Linked DNA regions of Mus musculus: region 1 is linked to region 2. Evidence: chromatin contacts called from ENCODE Hi-C or POLR2A ChIA-PET data. All regions are on one chromosome and are shown on one strand. The core of a region is the stretch at or near the end of the contact, and the rest is flanking DNA. Distances in the headings are between cores, read along the strand shown. Region 1 holds the start of Rad54l (RAD54 like (S. cerevisiae)). Region 2 holds the start of Lrrc41 (leucine rich repeat containing 41).

What was found. Hi-C counts contacts between places; a loop is a spot of excess contacts on that map. ChIA-PET counts read pairs that join two places held with the same protein, here RNA polymerase II (POLR2A).
Region 1: POLR2A ChIA-PET joins it to region 2 with 47 read pairs in embryonic stem cell. The contact joins the promoter of Rad54l here to the promoter of Lrrc41 in region 2. A Hi-C loop is called at or near these places in 1 of 37 maps with a recorded cell type or tissue (T-helper 1 cell). POLR2A ChIA-PET finds 5 or more read pairs at or near these places in 4 of 5 experiments (Patski and embryonic stem cell).

The regions. Positions count from the first base shown.
Region 1 is chr4:116,121,861-116,127,421 of GRCm38, forward strand. Rad54l (RAD54 like (S. cerevisiae)) reads right to left here and starts at 1,829. Exons shown (of 18, transcript NM_009015.3): 1 at 1,202-1,829; 2 at 1,036-1,122. The coding sequence starts at 1,204. 2510003B16Rik (RIKEN cDNA 2510003B16 gene) reads left to right here and starts at 1,980. Exons shown (of 3, transcript NR_131048.1): 1 at 1,980-2,256.
Region 2 is chr4:116,071,295-116,076,991 of GRCm38, forward strand. It overlaps Lrrc41 (leucine rich repeat containing 41), which reads left to right and starts at 3,975. Exons shown (of 10, transcript NM_153521.2): 1 at 3,975-4,313. The coding sequence starts at 4,115. Uqcrh (ubiquinol-cytochrome c reductase hinge protein) reads right to left here and starts at 3,776. Exons shown (of 4, transcript NM_025641.3): 1 at 3,622-3,776. The coding sequence starts at 3,675.

The DNA of each region.
Region 1 (5,561 bases), core at 579-3,078, 48 kb after region 2:
ACACAGTGAGTTCCAAGTCAGTCAGAGAGCTACATAACAGAATTCATGTCTCAAAATAGACCAAAAAAAAACACCCAGCCAGGCATGGTGGCAAATGAATCCCTGATCTTGGAAACCAGAGGCAGGTCTCTAAATTCTGAGGTTAGCCTGATCTCTATAGAGCAAGTTTCAGGGGCAGCCAGGGATATCAGAGAAACTCTAAAGCTCTCATATGCCAAAATCCTACTTTTTTTTTTTAAACGCAGATTTTCATGTATTCCAGGCTGGCCTGAATATACTATGTAGTTAGGGAAGCACACAGAATATATTAGTACACCACCACCCCCACTTTTGGCAGGCCTGGAACCCAACATTACCATTCCTTGGTTTTGATATTCTCCTCCCACCAAGAAAACTGAAACTGTATTAATTTCTAGTGAACCTACCTGGAGGATAACAATTTTTTTAAGATTTATTTATTTATTATATGTAAGTACACTGTAGCTGTCTTCAGACACTCCAGAAGAGGGCATCAGATCTCATTACAGATGGTTGTGAGCCACCATGTGGTTGCTGGGATTTGAACTCAGGACCTTTGTAAGAGCAGTCAGTGCTCTTAACCACTGAGTCATCTCTCCAGCCCCAAGGATAACAATTTTATTAATCTTCTCCAATGCTTAGTATACTGTAAATTTTCATTAAAATTTACTTACGCGGGGCAGTAGTGGCAAACACCTTCACTTTCAACACTGGGTAGCAGAGGCAAGGGAACCTCTGTGTGAGTTCAAGGCCAGCCTGGTCTACAAACAGAGTTCCAGAACAGCCAGGGCTACACAGAGAAACACTGTTTCAAAAAAAAAACCTTAAGTGCCAGGTGTGCCTGGCACATGCCTACGACCACACACTGCATTTGGGAGACAGACCATAGTCTACAGACCTGGTGAGAAGCTCATCTCAAAAAAAAAAAAAAAAAAAAAAAAAGCTTCAAAAATGTATGAAAGGTACTTTCTCAAGATGACTATGAACCTCATTTTCCTTATTCCCCTAAACACTCACTACTGTCCCAGGCTGCCAGTCTTCATCATCTGATGATCTGTCTTCTGGTTTCCTCCTAGCCAACTGGCTGGGAGCTAAGCTCCTCCTCTGCAAGGGAGAACAGAAAGTGAGTTCCTGCAGTGATCCTGCAGCCAGGCCCCTTAAGTCAGCTTAAGGTCACACTTACCATCCTGGCCCCAGAAGCATCAAATGTCAAGTGCCCATCAGCGAAGTTAAAAGCACTCAGCAACAGAGAATGCAGGACCAGGGGATGCTATAAAAGGAAGTTGCTATATCATTGAAAATATTGTCTTAAGAGTCGGTATGAGGGGAGGGGATGCAATCAGAGGATGAGGCTTGGGTCCAAACCAGGAATGTCGGTCCCCAAGTTCCTCAAGGTCAAAATATCCAAAGCCAAGTCCAAGCGGAGCTGGGTCTAAATCTAGGATGGGAAAGAAGACAGATTGAAGTTGCAGATGAGCAAAGTGGAGTTGGAATAACGTCCCTAGCTGGGCTGCTTCCCTGAGAGTAACACCTACGAAAAAGTACAGTCTTAAGTACGAAGGCGAGACGCCTGAATTCTTAGGAGAGGGATAGAATTTACCAGAGCTGGACCGACATCAAACCTCAGTGTGAGGAAGGCAAGCAGAGACCTAGGAACGCCTTGTGGGAAGTTAAACAGGAACCCAGGAAGGACCAGTTAAAAATCCAGGTTGGGAGGAGGAGAATCTTAGAAGCTGAAGAGAGGCAAAGAGCGACTCCGGTATCTTTCCCCTTATTCTTCCTCTTCCCAAAGCGCGCGTTAAGAGCCTCCAGGCAGTGTCAATCGAACCTCCCGCCACTCTGCCACCACAGTCCCCTATTGGCTGCGTTCAGTGAACTTGACGCTCGACGATCCGGCCTAAAGGAAGGGGCGGGCCTAGGGCTGAGGCTAATAAGGGTCTTGGATTTCCGCCCAGAGGCTCAACAGACCACTAGGAGCTGTGGCTTATCCTGGTGGCAGCAACAGGCAGGTGCCAGAATTCTTACTTGCCAACGGTCCCTCTTCCTGGCTCCTGCCTTTGGCCGAAGCAGCTGAACCAAATAGATGTTTTGCACCGAAGTACTGTGCGGAGGAGTTGCTACTGGAATAGATTTCAAAAGGCAGCACATTTTTGGGAATTTGATTCAGGCTCTTTATTGTGCCAGACCTGGAGCAGAAATCTGAGCTGGAAGCAGGCAAGGCCAGTGGCCAGTCAAAAGGTGAGCGGAGGTGTTGGTGCTGCACTGCCAATTGGTCTGAGATGTCTTGAAATAAGCTAGCTGTCTTTTCCTGGGGCATAGTCACCCATTCTCTAAAAATCCGTTTTTCCTTTAAGTGATATTATTATAGTACCTCTCCTAAGGGATTATTCACAGGGTCTAATTAAAGTGAACAAAGTAGCTGCGCCTGGTAGCGCAGGCCTTTAATTATAGTACTCACTAGGCATAGGCAAGCAGATCTCTGTGAGACTAGCCTGGTCTTCATAATGAGTTCCAGGACAGCGACAGCTCTGTAGAAAGACCCTCCAAGAACGGGAAAAAAAAAAAGTGTTCAAAGTATTTAACATAGCCCCCATGTATTACCTAAGTGCTCACTAATCAAAATAGCATGCCCATTACACTTAATCACTATCTACTTAAAAGGATCTCCTTAGCTATTATAAATCATTTACTATCCTCAGATAAGGTTTATTGTCCCCATTTTGTCGTGTGTGTGTGTGTGTGTGTGTGTGTGTGTGTGTGTGTGTGTGGTGTCTTGGGGGCACTAGGAATATAGCATAGTGGTAGAACTTCGTGAGGCGGTCACTGCTGAGGTTTGTTGTTATTTGAGACAAGGTCTTGCTGTGTAACCCGGTTATCTTTAAACTTATGACCCTCTGTCATCCCCAGCCCGCCTAGCAGAAATGAGGATATACTAAAGAGATACTTATGTCCTTTCCTTGGCTTTTGGGAACAATGAACCGAAGAAATTTTAATTTCCATAGGAATATCTTGCTGGGAGACAAGAAGGCTGTGAGCAACTTAATGAAAAACAAAATCACATACACAAAAAGAACAGTTAACTTCTTTGCCATGACTATGAGGTCAGCCTGGGCTGTATAGTCAAAATCTGTCTCAAAATGGGGGGTATAAGGGATGTGTGGATGTGGATAAAAGCATGTGTCACCTAAGCCTGAGGACATGAGTTCAGTGCCCACAGCCCACACCAAGGTGAAAGGAGAGAACTGATCCACAAACTTGACCTCTGACCTCCATATGTACAGCATGGCACATGCGCACCCTCATACAAACATCATGTACATACACGCTCTAATAACAGAGAAATATTCTTTAAAGGAAAGAAACTCTACCTAGCCCTAGAAAATATATAAGTATTTCCTTTTTTTTTTTTAATCTCAATTTCTTCTTTTTTTTTTTTTTCTTTTTTTTTTTTTTTTCTGAGACAGGGTTTCTCTGTATAGCCCTGGCTGTCCTGGAACTCACTCTGTAAACCAGGCTGGCCTCGAACTCAAAAATCCACCTACCTCTGCCTCCCAAGTGCTGGGATTAAAGTCGTGCACCACCACACCTGGCAAGTATTTCCTTTTTGAAGGTTTGTTTTGCTTCTTTTGAGACTGGGTCTGATGTATCCAGTGCTAACCTCCTGTTTCTACTTCCTAGTGCTAAAATTATAGCCCTATGCCACCAGGCTCAACCTCCAACCTCCCTAATTTTTAACCCTATATCTGTGGGCCTACCTCCCCCCCCCCCCGCCCCTGCCCCTCAGCCATTGTACACCAGTGGCCATCAGGATGCAGAGGATCAGGGGAGCAGGGTCTTGGTGCTGAAAGGCAGGGGTGAACCAACCCAGGAGACTGTTTCACAGGACAGCTCATTCATTGAAGTATTGGGACTAGCTTATGTAGTCAGAGGGGAGGGGAGGAAAAAGGACCAGGGAGGACAGGATGTGTTGCAGTGGGGGCTGGGGCCTTTCAAGTATATCAGCTAAATTAGCAGATTGATAATCATATGATTTCTGAAAAACCAGTTCTCTAGCAGGGAAACAGAAGCCTAACTGGCTTTATCACAAGTGGCATATGTAGCTGAGCCTGATTTGGATAGGGAGTGGCCCCACTCCTGCTGTGCTTTCTGAGAGAAGGGCGTGAGGTAGATATGATCAACGCTCTACTGTCCCTTAATCTGGCTTGGAAACACACATATACTGTGACTTTTTCACCCCTAAAGATTAAAGAAGTTGATAGAGTCTGGTTTTTCCATTCTTTGGCCATTGTGCTGTTTGTTCAACTTGTTAAGTCTTTCACTTCAAGAAAAAGATAGGGGCTGGAGAGATGGCTCAGTGGTTAAGAGCACCTACCGCTCTTCTGAAGGTCCTGAGTTCAAATCCCAGCAACCACATGGCAGCTCACAACCATCCGTAATGAGATCTGATGCCCTCTTCTGGTGCATCTGAAGACAGCTACAGTGTACTTAGATATAATAATAAATAAATCTTTAAAAAAAGAAAAAGATGACCCTTTGGAGTGGGGTCTCTCTCAGGAGAGGGCCCCACAACAGCAACATCTTTTTCACAGGGACTTTGGGAGGTTTGGGTTTGTTGGTTTGGTTTTGTTGCTCTGGTTTAGGTTGGGTTTTGTTTTTGTTCTTTGTTGAGTCATATGCAGACATCTCACTATGTAGCCTCGTCTGGTCTAGAACTCATTTGAGATCCTCCTGCCTCAGCCTCCTGAAAGCTAGGATTACAGGGCTTCAACATCATGCCTAGCTATGGAAGAGGCAGACTAGAAAGACAGGAAAATCATGGAAACATGAGAGAAAGGAAAGGAGCCCCATCCCCTGGGATCTGTGAAGTCTCTAACCAGCCAAGAATCAAATAGTACAGCTAGGAGTGGGTGTGGTGGTGCACGCCTTTAATCCCAGCACTCTGAAGGCAGAGGCAAGCAAATATCTCTGAGTTTAAAGCCAGCCTGGTCCACAGAGCTAGTTCCAGGAGAGCCAGGCTACATAGAGAAACCCTTTCACTGAAAATAAAAAAATTTAAAAATCCAGCTAGGAGGCTGAAGAGATGGCTCAGAGATAAGAGGGCTGGCTGCTTTTCCAGAGGACCAAATTCAATTCCAAGCACCCACATGGTGGCTCACAACTATCTGTAACTCTAGTTCCAGGGGACCCAATACCTTCTTTTGGCCTCTGTAGGCACTAGGCGCAAATGTGGTATACAGATGTCTATACATGCAGGCAAAACATAACATTTGAAATGAAATTTTTAAGATTTTTAAAAAAATTCCAGCTAGCTTGGTCAATAGGGTGAGGGCCTGAGGCTGGAAAGATAGCCCAGTGGTTCAGTGCACGTCCTGCTATTCTAGAAGACCAGGGTTTGGGTTCTCACTGTGCACCTCTGAAGGCTTCTGTGCCTCTGCCCCTAGAGTGACTGGGATTAAAGGCAGGAATTACTATGCCTTGATAAACTACATTTTTTGTTTTTTGGTTGTTTTGGGGGCTTTTTTGTTGTTGGGTTTTTTAATTTT
Region 2 (5,697 bases), core at 2,725-5,224:
TAAATACATGAGTCACTATATCCAGTTTCCTTCCCAACTTTTATAAAAATACTGGTGTGTGTGTGTGTGTGTGTGTGTAGCATTTGCACATGCGTGCGCAGGTGTAGGTGTGTGTATCATTGTGCATGGCGGCCAACGGGAATGGGCCATCAGGTATCTATCTACAAAACAAAAACAACCACAACCTGCCTTCATTTAACCAGGTGTGGGGTGCTCTCTTGTAAACCCAACACTTAAAAGGCAGAGGACCAGGAGTCCAAGTTTGAGTTCAGTCAACCTGGATGATATATGACCCTGTCTCAAAACTATAATAACAAACAAACAAACAAACAAACAAAAAATTGCCGGGCAGTGGTGGCACACGCCTTTAATCCCAGCACTTGGGAGGCGGATTTCTGAGTTCAAGGCCAGCCTGGTCTACAGAGTGAGTTCCAGGACAGCCAGGGCTACACAGAGAGACCATGTCTCGAAAAAAAAAAAAAAAAAACCAACCCCCCCACCCCCCAAAAAAAACCAAAACAAAACAAATAACAACCTATAATAACTAAAAAATAGCTAAACTTTGTTTATATCCCAAACCAAGTTTAGAGGAAAACTAACTTAAAAATATTTTCACTATTTTTTTTTTAACTGCAGGGGTGTGTATGTGTGTACGCACATATGAAAATGCAGGTGCCTGTAGAGGTGCTCTCAAGTTGAATTTGGAATATGAATATGGTCAAACCTAAATCCTTCTTTAGTCAACTTAAAGTTATAATCACTGCCTTTTAACTTGCAGATAAATATAAGAAAAGGGAACACCAGGCCCCACATAATCTATTTCTAATTCCACTGTATAACTTTTAATTAGTTTCCTTTCTTTCCCTAATTGTAAAAATTACCTGTTGGAGCACAGGTCCTAAATCTGGCACATGGCACAGTGATCTGTCTGCTGTAGATACAGGTATCCACAGTTGGGAGAAGATAAAGACACACAGGGAAATGAGCTCAACAACCATGTTTCCCAAATCCTAACCAAGACAGTACCCTACAAGTGAGGACAGGAGGTGCCACTGTAACCTCTGCTCTTTACTCTTTTTGTGATTGGCAAGGTTTCTCCTAAGTGTAAAGATGTTACATAGAATATAGATGCTAGTTTTTCATCAATAAGGTTTCTTAAAACGCCTTTCAAGAATTTATTAAGGGGCTGGAGAGATGGCTCAGCGGTTAAGAGCATTGACTGCTCTTCCAGAGGTCCTGAGTTCAATTCCCAGCAACCACATGGTGGCTCACAACCATCTGTAATGTGATCTGATGCCCTCTTTGCTAGCAGGGCTGGAGCAGGCAAGCAGGCGGGCAGGCAGGTGGGGGGGTGGGGGGGATATAAAAAAAAAAGAATTAAAGGGATAGAGAGATGGCTCAGTAGCTAAGAGAACTTGCTGTTCTTGCAAAAGAATCAGCTTTGACTCTCTTTTTTAAAGATTTATATTTAAGTATATGAGTGGTTTATCTGCATGTATACCTGCATGTCAGACAGAACAAGGCATTAGATCATTAGATTAGACAGAAGAGGGCATTATAGATGGTTGTGAGCCACTATGTGCTTGCTGAGAATTGAAGAACAGCCAGTGTTCTCAACCACTGAGCCATCACTCCAGCCCCACTAGATTTGACTCTTAACACCCACATGTCACCTCAAGACCATCTCTACCTCCAGTCCCAGGGGATCCAACACCATCTTCCAGCCACATATGTAGGTAAAACAATTGTATGCATAAAAATAAACTATTTTTTAAAATTCACAAAGAAAAAGTATCCCCCTAAAAAGATCCTCTGACATCAGAGCTCAGTGGTAAAGAATACCTGAGGCCCTGGGTCCAAGTCCTAAAACCATCAGGTAAAATTGCTTGCTACCAAGCCCGACAACCCGAGTTTGATCCCAGGAGCCCATGTGAAAGGACCTACAGACAGAAGCATGCACAAACCAACACCTATACATGCTCACAAAAGATGGCTCAGCAGTTAAGAGCACTTGTCTCTCTTCCAAAAAAACCCTGGCTCTTCCTAGCTCCTACATGGTTGCTCACAAACGTTAACTCCAGTTCCAGAAGATCTAGTGCCCTCTTATGGTCTCAGAGGGCATCAGGCATTGCAAGTGGTGCAAAGGTATACATGTAAGCAAAATACAAATATACACTTAAAGTAAAAATAAAATCGGGGGGGGGGGGGGACACACCTGAAATTAGCATTCTAGAAGCAAGACAACTGTGTCATTTCCCAATTGGCATTACTATAACAACACTAATGTGCTAAAAACACCATGCTAAACAAATCCAAATACAGGTCTAATTCTGTTTCCACCAATGAGAAAATCCAAAGTCACACTGAATAAAAAGATTTCATCTCCATTCATTATGGATCTTTCACAAAATTAATTTAACTTTCTTCATTTTATTATTTGATTTGTTGGTTTATTGTTTTTTTGAGAAAGGATCTCTATAGTCCTGGCTGTCATGGAGTTTGATATGAAGACCAGGATGGCTCTGAACTTACAGAGATCCTCCTGCCATTGCCTCCTGAGTGTTGGGATTAAAGACACGGACCACCATGCCCAACTTTCTTAATTTTAAAACTTCTATCTGCTGTGGTATCCTGTTAAACTTTCTGAGAATGAAAACTTGAAAAAATTAAGGGATAAATAATTTGCCAACTAATTAATCCATTAAGCCCTGATGGCTTGTCCTGAAGTAGACAAGACAAATGCACAGGAAATGGAAGCAAAGTGAGTCTCGGGCTAGAGCTCTGGCTCTCAAGCCTGGACGTCTGCATTGGAGTCCCAGTTGTATTGTCTTGCTAGTTGTGTGCCCTCATTCAAGATAAACTTCCTTGCTTGCTGCCTCATGTAATAAAAGTGACAAAAATATATAATGTACCTGATATTTACCTCATGGGGAAACTGTGCAAGTTAAGTATCTTAGTGCATATAAAGCACTCAGCACATAAGCAGCCAATATTTATCACAATGATGCTCAACTTGGGAAAGAGCTCCCTCTTGCACCACAGAATTACACTACACATTCTTAAACTGTCCCCAAAGGCACAAGTCCTCGGCCATCTCCATCCCAAAAGATAAAGAACCGCTTTTTGTTGGAGATGCTGGGAAGCGAATACAGGGCTTGTTAATGCTAGGCAAGAGCTTTACCATGAAGCTACACCCCAACTCCTGAAAGCACTTTTCCGAAGACTAGGGTCCCCGAAATCTCCATAAATAAATTCTGACCTAAGCTACGTTAAAGACTAACGTTAGTTTTTTGCTTCACGCACTTATCAAGTTAGAACCTCAAAACATTTATCAAATTAGAACCTCAAAAACCTGGGGGGGGGTTGTTTGTTTGTTTACACAAGTTTATCAGTGCAGCATTATAAACTCCAGTTACACTTTCACATTCCTGGTTTGGGGAAGCCAATCCCGAGAAAGACTAGCTATTAATCTGCCCAAGGTCAACCAAAGAATTCTGAAGGTAAGTAACGGAAACCACCTCTCTGGACCCCGCAAACCCTAGGCTATAAACCCGGACTAAGAGAGCCCCGGGAGGTGCTTTGTTGAGCTAGGTCCCGGGCCCGCCAACCTCGAAGCCTTACCTCTTTGGGGTCTCCAGATCCAGTGAGCATCTTTCGTTCGTCCTCTAGTCCCATGTCGGGAGCCGGTTTGGGATCCAACAAGCGCAACCAGAGTAGTACTCCACTTCAGGTTTAAGAAGGACTAGTAAGGGTCACTCGACGGATATCCGGCGACCTGGCCGGAAGTGCGGCATACTCCTCGTAGTCCCGAACACACGCACAAATTGGGCTGTACTACTCGCTAGCTACGAGACGTAGGGGGAGCTGCTATATACGCCTGCAAAGAATTTGCTAAGAAACATCCTTTCGGTCACTTCTTGCCCAAATGTGTTGATCTACAGTATTTTTCCAAGTAGTATTCCCTAAGATACTTGAGTCATCTGCTCCTCTGTTTGACGATCTTTTAATGTTGTTTCTGTTCTTCCCCATATCCCTTATGGAGCGGTCCTAAAAGCTGACCTCTTCAAGATGGCGGCCCGCGGGTGTCATTCTCGGGCTCGCGCACCTCCCCAAGATGGCGGCGCCCGAGGCCTGGCGCGCCCGGAGTTGCTGGTTCTGTGAGGTAGCGGCAGCAACGACCATGGAGGCCACGTCCCGGGAGGCGGCGCCAGCGAAGAGCTCGGCCTCGGGCCCCAGCGCTCCCCCCGCCCTGTTCGAGCTGTGCGGGCGGGCAGTGAGCGCCCATATGGGGGTTCTGGAGAGCGGGGTGTGGGGTAAGTCGCGGAGTGAGGGGCGACCTCCGGCAGCGAGCGGGGGCGGCCCGGCGGCCAGGGGGCGCGGGGGGCGAGGCCGAGAGGCCCGGGGCCAGGCCCAGCTGGGAGCCCCGGGAGTTCGATGGTGGAGTCGGAACAGAAATTCCGTGACTGACAGGGCGGGACGGAGTGAAGCCTGAGACCGAGGGAGCCGGTGAAGCCGAGCCGCGGCTCGCCTGGGGGGCGCGGGGGGCGAGGCCAGAAGGCCCGGTACGGGGCAGAGCTGCCAGGGCCCTAGCGACGGGGGCTGGAGTAGCAGGCCGGAGCCACAGGCTCGGAACTGACACTGGGCTGGACCGGACTGAACGGAGGATTCTCGGATCTCGAACCGACGGGGCAGGGATGGCCGGGCTGCCCCGGGGCAGGGACCGACTTTGGCAGGCCCGACCCGAGGCAAGGAGGCCAGGCCCGCAGCCACCTGCGCTGCCGGCCCGGGGCCTCCGCTGTCCGCCGGGCACACCACCGGTACCTGGACTCCGGGAGCCCCGCGGATGGGCGGGGTGGGACAGCCCAGTGGAGAGCGAGCGAGGGACCGGAGTCGCGGGGAGAAGCCGAAAAGGCTGGGAGCGCCGTGGCCTGTTTGACGGCCCGAGCGAGGGCTGAAGGGAGCGCACCGACGCCCCAGACCTCGCTGCTAAACTGAGCTGCGGGTCTGCCCGCCGAGCAGGTAGCGCCGGTGGCCTTCTGGATGGACCGGGGCGGTGGTGGAGAAGGTAGGAAAGTGAGTGGAGGGCTCCGGGAGACGCTCCGTAAGCACGGACAGGCTCGGGAGACCGGCCGGCGGGAAGGGCCGAAGAGGCCTCAGGCCGGGCAGGGGCCAGGGTATCCCGGACTGCGGAGCTAGAGTCGGGTGAGACGCGTCATGGGGAAGAGGCCTTGGGCCGAATAGGAGGGAGCCGAGGCCTTAGTTGTGAGAGCGGCCGGTACGGAGGGGCTGGACCCGGCTAGACAGTCCGCTCCGCTCCGGTGTGAGCCAAGGCCTTCTGCTCCCCGACCAGATGGCAAGGAGGCCCTGCTGGAGGAGGATACCGCAGGCCAGCGGCCTGGCAACTTAAGCGGGGAAAGGGTCCACGACGTGAAAAGTGAGAGTAGAGAGTTAAAGAGAAAGTTAGGGCCTTCAGGGGAGACAAGGGAGGGAGGCCATGGGCCTGACAGAATTGGTGCTAGTGGAGTAGGGTCAGGCTGAAGTTGGATGAGATCACAGGTCGGGCCAGACGGAAGGTGGAGGAGGAGAGGGTAACATCAGAGGAGGCTCCTGGCCTTGGAGTGTGCAGGGGATGTGCCACCGGGACTATCCAAGGTGGTGGTGACATCTTTGCCAGAAGGCAGGCCCTGGTCCGTTAAG